Regions from separate parts of the Homo sapiens genome. Here regions 1 and 3 are each linked to region 2. Evidence: chromatin loops called from intact Hi-C (ENCODE). Cell type or tissue: adrenal gland. All regions are shown on one strand.

Region 1 (2,500 bases), 98 kb after region 2:
TAAAATAAATATGTGCATGCATGTATGTTACCATGTTTGGTTTTGTTTATAAAAGTAGAATTGCATGGACCATGTTGTGGTGAAGTTCTTTAGATATGGCACGATTAAGTTAAGGTATCTCAAAGCCCGATGGCCCAGAGGAGAAAAGCCAGGATCTGGGAATGTGGCCCCTGCAGTAATACTGGTGTAAAGTGGTATGCTCCCAAACAGAATTACCTAATTCGGATGGGAATGGGAAAGCCAGATGTGAGACATTCCAAAGCAGTGGTCCGAGGGGCATGCTGAGTCAGTGAAGGAGATGAAGGGGAGTAGTAGGAGTGCCCCCCATTTCCAGGTTGGTGTTGAGAGAATGCTGCTGCCATGAAGACATGAAGAATATTGGAAGGGGCTGTTTGGAGAGACAAGTTTCCAAACAGCCTATCCAACACTAAACCAGGAGCACCAGTTGTCGGTGGCTGCTGTTCATATTACCGTCTGAGGAATGTGTAACTACCCAGAGTGTATTTGTCTCTTATCATGATTGACTTAATACACTTTTAGGTTTTGAATGAGGGGGTTTCTGTGGGCCTCTTTCAGCTCTATATACCTCATAAGTGCTGTCTGTTAGGGTGATACTGGATATTGGGCTTTATATTAAAACAGTTTCTGGAAAAGAACTGATTCATGGAGACAAATTTATCACCACTTACTCACTTTCCCTGTTAGGAGGAAATAGTTGCAGATATAAGAATATTTTGAGGGAAGGAGCTTCTCATCAAATAGAAATATATGGGTTTTTTTGCCAGGCACGGTGGCTTACGCCTGTAATCCCAAGACTTTGGGAGGGCGAGATGGGTGGATCACCTGAGGTCAGGAGTTCGAGACCAGCCTGGGCAACATGGTGAAACTCTGTCTCTACTAAAAATACAAAAATTAGCCGGGTATGGTGGTGTATGCCTGTAATCCCAGCTACTCAGGAGGCTGAGGCAGGAGAATCACTCGAACCTAGGAGGTAGAGGTTATAGTGAGCCAAGATCACACCACTGCACTCCAGCTTGGGCAATAAAGTGAGACTCCACCTCAAAAAAAAAAAAAAAAAGAAATATATGGGTTTTTTGAGGGACATTTAAGGATGCCATTTTGAACACCCATACCCCACTGAACAGATTCCTACACGGGGTCTAGGTGATCCATGGCAGAGTCACACAATTACACTTTGCACACCCCACACAGATGTGTGTTCAGGTGTGTTCTGCCAGTGGGAAATTCTATGGAAAAGAATGAAAATGTCACTGTTGTGCTATTAATTGGTTATGTAGCTGGCTACCCCGCAGTGGCTCCACCTTGTGGATCCGTGTCTCAGTGGAGAGCCAGTATAGCTGCTTTTCTAAGTATCCTTTCACTTAATACTCATTTTAGTGCTAAAACATTAGAGTTAGGTAGGTATAGGTGGGTAAATTTAGCCTTTTATTTAACTTATGTGTGAACCATTTCTGGGCTTTTCGTAGGTTTTACTTAAGCCTCCCACATTCTCATTTTTTTCCTTAACCCATTTCATGAAAGCAACTGATAAATGAGGTCACAAAGTAAGAAACTTAAAGAAGAATGGAAATAGGGCCATTGCAACTCTGAGACGGTAACACAAATTAACACACAGGGGTGAGGTATCAGTAAGAGGTCTGAGATAGTCCTCACAGGGCTTCAGAGAGAATTGCCTGGTTCTGGTGGCCCAGTGGCTAAGTCACGGGCTTTAAATCAGGAAGCCTGGTTCTTATCCCGGCGCCTCCACTAGCTTGCTCTGTGACGTTGGATGAACTGCTGAGCTCCTCTGTTTCTCAGTGGGAAAATGAGAATAGCACAATGTAACATCCAGTTATTCCAAGTAGAATGGTTGGGAATAAAAAGCAAAATATTTGCATAACACTTCAAGCATCCAGAAAGAAGGGTAATATTTAAATTTTCAGCATTACTTCTGTTCAGTGTGTACCTATCTTGGTGAAGATTCGTTAGATATTCTTTGTCAAAAATGAAACAAGCTGTACCTCCTGAACCATTAATTTAATTTTTTTTTTTTTTTGAGACTGAGTCTCATCTCTGTCACTCAGGCTGGAGTGCAGTAGCTCGATTTCGGCTCACTGCAACCTCCGCCTCCTGGATTCAAGCGATTCTCCTGTCTCAGCCTCCCAAGTAGCTGGGATTACAGGCATGTACCACCACGCCTGGCTAATTTTTTTGTATTTTTAGTAGAGACAGGGTTTCACCATGTTGGCCAGGCTGGTCTCGAACTCCTAACCTCAGGTGATCCACCTGCCTCAGCCTCCCAAAGTGCTGGGATTACAGGCATGAGCCATTGTGACTGGCCTGAACCATTAATTTTATAATCATCTGACTTACTGCTCTTGACACCTTTAAGATGGTTTTAAACTCAGTGTCTATTTTAGGGTAAGTCAAGGGTTCTGTTAATGATTTTGTTTCTTGCCCTTCCTAGACTTATAGATATTGTCCTCAACATAGAGGAATT
Region 2 (2,500 bases):
GGGGGCTCGGGCCGGCGCTCGGTGACAAAGAGTCGGCTTGGGGGAGGGGAGGCGACGCCGCAGTGCTCGCTCCCCACGTCCCCCCACCCCGCACGTGAAGAGGAACAATTTGTTTATCTTGGGCTTCAAGAATCCTTCCCTCCTCCCAGTTCTCCGGGGGCGCTCAACCCCTCCTCCCTCCCCTCCCAGGTCGGCGCGATCCTGCCCAGTCCCGCCGGCAGCACCTTCCCTCCTCCTCTTCCTCCTCCCCCTCCCCTTCCTCCTCCCTTCCTCCTCCTCCAGCCACTCTTGCCCGCCTTCTTCCTCCCTTTTGGAACGTGGCCGTGGGGGAGGGAGCGGGAGGCGCTTTGTCCGCCTCGCGGCCCAGCTCAGACCCCGGGGCCGCTGGGCTGGGAGGGGTGCTGCGCCCCGTGGCCCTGCCCGCTTCATCGCGGCTGTCCCCGCCCCGCCGCGCCCCCCATGCCCCCGCGTCCCTCCTCTCCGCTCCCCCTGCGGCTGAGCCTGCCCCGAGCGCGAAGAAGGGGCCGTCTCGGTTGGTTTTGAGGAAGAACGACAGTTCGAGTCGGGGGAGGTTCTCGCTTTACAAACAGGAAACCGAAAACCACTGACACACTGTAGTTTTTCTGATTGTAGCCGGAGGCGGGGCCGGTCCCGCATCTCGACTGTAGCTCCGGTCCCTTTCTCCAACCTATTTCTCTCCCAGCCCCCGCCCCCCTAGCGCCCTTCCACGGAGGAGGAGATTCACTTTGTGAACCTGAGACTGAGAATTTAAGAGGCACTGAAGGTTTCATGCCTGCCCACCCCGCGTCCTCTTTTCGTGTATTTGTACACCCCACGCGCATGGATTGCGGAGAAATGGGCTCCTTTCGGGAGGCTCCAAAATTCCCGTGCCACAGAATCTCTCACAACCTTTGGGGATCAAGGACTGCTGTGGCGTTTACCTCGCCAGCTGGGGGACCCTGGAACAAAAGCCAGTGCCGTTCCCAGTGCCGGGTCTCTGGACACGGCAAGATGAGTAGAGTTTGCGACCAGAAACTTTCGGTGTTTGGGTTGTGTTCTCTGGTTTCCGCCCTGGTGGAGGGAGGGCTCGGGTGCGCGCGCCTGGTTTGTGATACACTCGCAGGTGGAAGCAAGCCCAGCCTCCTGACCTTACTGGGAAGAAGACAGCAAGCCCAAGCCACAGCTTACTTTTGAAAATAGAAAGATAATGCTTGCTTCAATAGACAGAGACATCAGCTGTAGATTTCATAGTGAATCCCAGTTTAGCAAATTAGCAACAAATAGACTTGAAAGATGACTGCGTGAAAATAAAATTTTCTGTCATTTTATGACAATGATTTAGCCTGTTGATTAGACTTACGCACTAATAAATGCCAGGGCTGTGTACAGAATAGGAGTGTATTTTAGCTTCAGCTGTTTCACATGCATCTCTCACTGGTATGTGTGATGAGTGTGATGAATGTAATGTAAGCCTTAACTCTTAAGCAGAGTTGCAAGTAAATTCTGTGTACCAAAAAAAAAAAAAAAAAAGAAAGAAACATGCTCTACAAGTTATATTTCCTTTTAAAATAATTAGTTTAAAAGTTAACCTTGGCTTCTGAGAGTATTTTAACAGTCTGTATTGAGGTAAAATCTCAAAAATAGAGGTTGTAAAGAAAACGTTGCTCTTCATTTTCTTGAATTGACTGCAGGATTATAGTTGTACTCCAGTGAGGCACAGAACAATTAAATGTAGTTCTCAGATTGGGCGCTCTATTTGGAAAGCCCTAAAGAAAAACAATGATCACCCACAACCAAATAATAATAACGGTGATATAAAAATAAAGATGAATAGGATTCTTTACTGTTTCATTGGTATTGTTTACTTTCTAAGGACCAATATGTCCGAAGTACTAAATATCGATTAATTATCTTTCTGCCTCGCTTGGATTAAGAAGGCAGTCTAATGAGGGCTTTGCCTCTTTTGATTTGTTTTCCTATCTTACACATTTACAAGAATGGGCATGAAAAACAACAACAAAAAAATAGCAAACAAAAAGCAGAGTGGGTGAGGGGTAAAAAATTTTCCTTGGCTCCAGGCTGCCACAGAGGGGGCTGGGTTCTGTGTGAGTCCTCACCAGCCCTGTTGATAGAGCAGGTGGCACAGACCTGGGTTTGAAGCTGCACTACCTCAGGTATTAGGTCCGTTCTGAACATGTAGTCAAATGATCCCATCCCAACCACCACCACTTTATTGACATAGTTTTTTTCTTCCCCTCAAAGACTTGGTGAAAATTATTGACTTCACCTATCAGAGAGCCTCAGTTGAAAAGATGGCTTTTAATTATTTGTGGTAACAAAAGGGGGCATTGTTTATTTGCTGTATTTGGAACTGAGGTCCTGGTTAAAATTTTAAGGCAAATTTCAATTGACAAGTACATTTTCAAGCTGAGCAGGCACATCAAAAAGCATGACAGTGCACAGTTTTCAAAATTTTAAAATGGTGATAGTCTTAGTTGAC
Region 3 (2,500 bases), 180 kb before region 2:
ACAAAACATTTGTTTTGTTTGAAACAGGGTCTCGCTATGTTATCCAAGCTGCCCTTTACCTCCTGGGATCAAGCCCCAGCCTCCCAAGTAGCTAGGACTACAGCCATGTGCCACTATGTCTGGCTATGTGTCAAGCATGTTTTTAAAAATAATTTCTATTTAAATTGCTTGTTGAATTGTCCACTAATAAGTGATTTTTTTTTTCAGTATTGAAAGCACAGTAGAAAGAATTATTGTAACCTTAGAGAGCTCCATATAGTTCAAAACAGATCAGTTTGATGGTGCAGGATTTTGAAATCCCACCTGAGAGTGGTGTTTGCATCTTCCTCCTATCAGAATTTGCTAAAGCAGGCAAAGACTGAAGACAAAGACAGCAGAGCCTTCCCACATAATCACAGAGTCCTCGCTCTTCGAACAGAGGTAAATTCTGTTCATCAGCAACACTGTGATGGCTTCACACTTAACACTCCTTAGAGGACAAGGGCCAAATTTAACATAAACTAAATTTTGTTTATCACAGGTTAGATGCAGGTGGGAACAGGAAAATCATAACAAGGTCTAGTAGTAGTTTTGATGGTGCTGATGTAGGAAGTGATTTTCAACTTCTTCAAGCCATCCTATACAACATCAAGGTTTGCTGTGAAAATGATGTTTGTGTAATCATTAGAAGAGAGAATAAAGGTGGAAACATTTGAGTTCCAACATTTATCATGGCTGCCCACTTCCAAGACTAGACCACAGGCCTCAGGAGCAGAGTCACATTGTGAGCAGTGATTGAGTTTCACCAATGAATGTTATCAGATTGAGCTTTACTGGGGCTCCAGTTCTTTGTGTCTAATTCATAATTTTGTTATGGTCTCCTAGGTGTATAAGAATTGTAAACACAAGCATTTATATATTTGTATGTTTAAACATATGTTTAAAACAAGATAATAAAAGACTTTAGCATTAGAAGTCCACGGGAGGTTTGTTTTCTCCCTAACAGTGTAGGGGGGGGGGTCTGCCTATAACTCATTTGAGAAATGCTGTACTGTAAAGCGTGGGCCTACAGAGGGAGACAAACACAGGCCTTGCTTTTCAGGAGCTCACATTGACAGAATTCACCACAGTGGACACAAGTGAAGAAATTATAAATGAACTTTTTTGAAGTCATGCCACTATATTTATTGCTGTTTTGTTTTTTTGTTTTGTTTTCTTTTGTTTTAACTCTCTGGCACCTTTAAAAGTTGCTGCTCAGCAAATAACTTTTTTCTGTGTTGCCTATTGGGATCTCCCCCTAAACATCCTCGTTGATTTTTTTTTCAATTTGCATACAGTAAAGTTCACTCTTTGTAGACTACTGTTCTATGGGGTTTGAAAATGCATAGAGCCATGTATCCACCTGCCCAAGTAATGTATAGAACCGTTTCATCATGCTAAAAATTACTTCTCATCCAGTCCCTTTGTAGAAAACCTCTCCCGTTTCCCTCAACCCTGCTAACCACTGAACCACTGACCTGTTTTCTATCCCTATAGTTGTGCCTTTTACACGATGTCATAAAAATGAAATCATATAATATGTAGCCTTTTGGGTCTGGCTTGTTTCACTTACAGAATGCATTTAAGATCCGTGTTGTTGTGTAAATCGATAATGCATTCATTTTTATTGTTGAGCAATAGCCTACTGTACGGATATATCACAGTTCCTTATTCCATTACCTACTGAAGGACATTGCAGCTGTTTCTCGTTTGGAATGACTGTGAATAAAGTTGTTATACACATTTTTATATGAATTTTTGTATGAACATTAGTTTTCAACTCATTTGGATAAATGCCTTGGATTGGGATTTCTGGATCATGTGGTAAGTATATGTTTAACTTTATAAGAAATTTCCAAATTGTCCTCCAACCTGGTTGTGCTATTTAGTATGCTCAACAGCAATGAATGAGAGTTCCTGTTGCTTTGCATCTCACCATACTGCCACGTTTTTCTCTATTCCAGAAATTCTGATAGGTGTGTAGTGCTATCACATTATGGTTTTCATTTACATTTTTCTGATAACAAATGATGCTGAACACCTCTTTTATATTTATTTGCTATTGATATCTTCTTAAAGAAATATCTGTTCAGATATTTTGCCCGTTTGTAAGATTGGGTTGTTTCTTATTACTGAGTTTTAACATGTCATTATATAGAGAGAGACATATTATATATACACTCTGGAAACGAGTCTTTGTCAGATATGTGATTTGCAATTTTTTCCCCAGTCTGTGCCTTGCCTCTGTGCCAGTCTTTTTATTTTCTCAACTGCATCTTTGGCAAAGCAAAGATTTAAATTTTGATAAAGTCAAATTTATCAGTTTTTTTCTTTTATGGATTGTGCTTTTATTGTTGTATCTAACAACCCATTGCCAAACCCAAGATCACACAAATTTTCTATGTTTTCTTTTAGACATTTTATAGTTTTATGTTTTGCATTTAGGTTTATTATCCATTTTTAGTTAATTTTTGTTTAAGGT

The links. Peaks named below come from ENCODE experiments on the same cell type or tissue, not always from the same donor. Only the 100,000 strongest peaks of a DNase experiment are listed, where the experiment ranks them.
Region 1: a loop joins it to region 2, with 4 times the contacts of the local background. A loop is called at or near these places in 76 of 110 quality-filtered maps.
Region 3: a loop joins it to region 2, with 2.8 times the contacts of the local background. A loop is called at or near these places in 25 of 110 quality-filtered maps.

What each region holds. Positions count from the first base shown.
Region 1 is chr4:140,051,114-140,053,613 of GRCh38, reverse strand. The region is part of intron 1 of MAML3 (mastermind like transcriptional coactivator 3); the gene reads left to right. All of the region lies in intron 1 of LOC124900783 (a long non-coding RNA gene), which reads right to left. Among named protein-coding and RNA genes, the nearest start is that of MAML3-AS1, 76 kb to the left of the region's middle. In adrenal gland, a CTCF peak has its summit at 1,321 (motif pointing left); a DNase peak (open chromatin) is centred at 1,213.
Region 2 is chr4:140,148,970-140,151,469 of GRCh38, reverse strand. The region is part of intron 1 of MAML3 (mastermind like transcriptional coactivator 3); the gene reads left to right. Among named protein-coding and RNA genes, the nearest start is that of MAML3, 4.0 kb to the left of the region's middle. RefSeq lists enhancers at 1-567, 568-1,412. In adrenal gland, CTCF peaks have their summits at 745 and 946; a DNase peak (open chromatin) is centred at 569; H3K4me3 peaks cover 1,446 bases; H3K27ac peaks cover 1,483 bases.
Region 3 is chr4:140,325,143-140,327,642 of GRCh38, reverse strand. All of the region lies in intron 2 of SCOC-AS1 (SCOC antisense RNA 1), which reads left to right. It also overlaps a transcript of SCOC not described here. Among named protein-coding and RNA genes, the nearest start is that of SCOC-AS1, 47 kb to the left of the region's middle. In adrenal gland, CTCF peaks have their summits at 859 and 1,069; no DNase peak of the experiment used is centred here.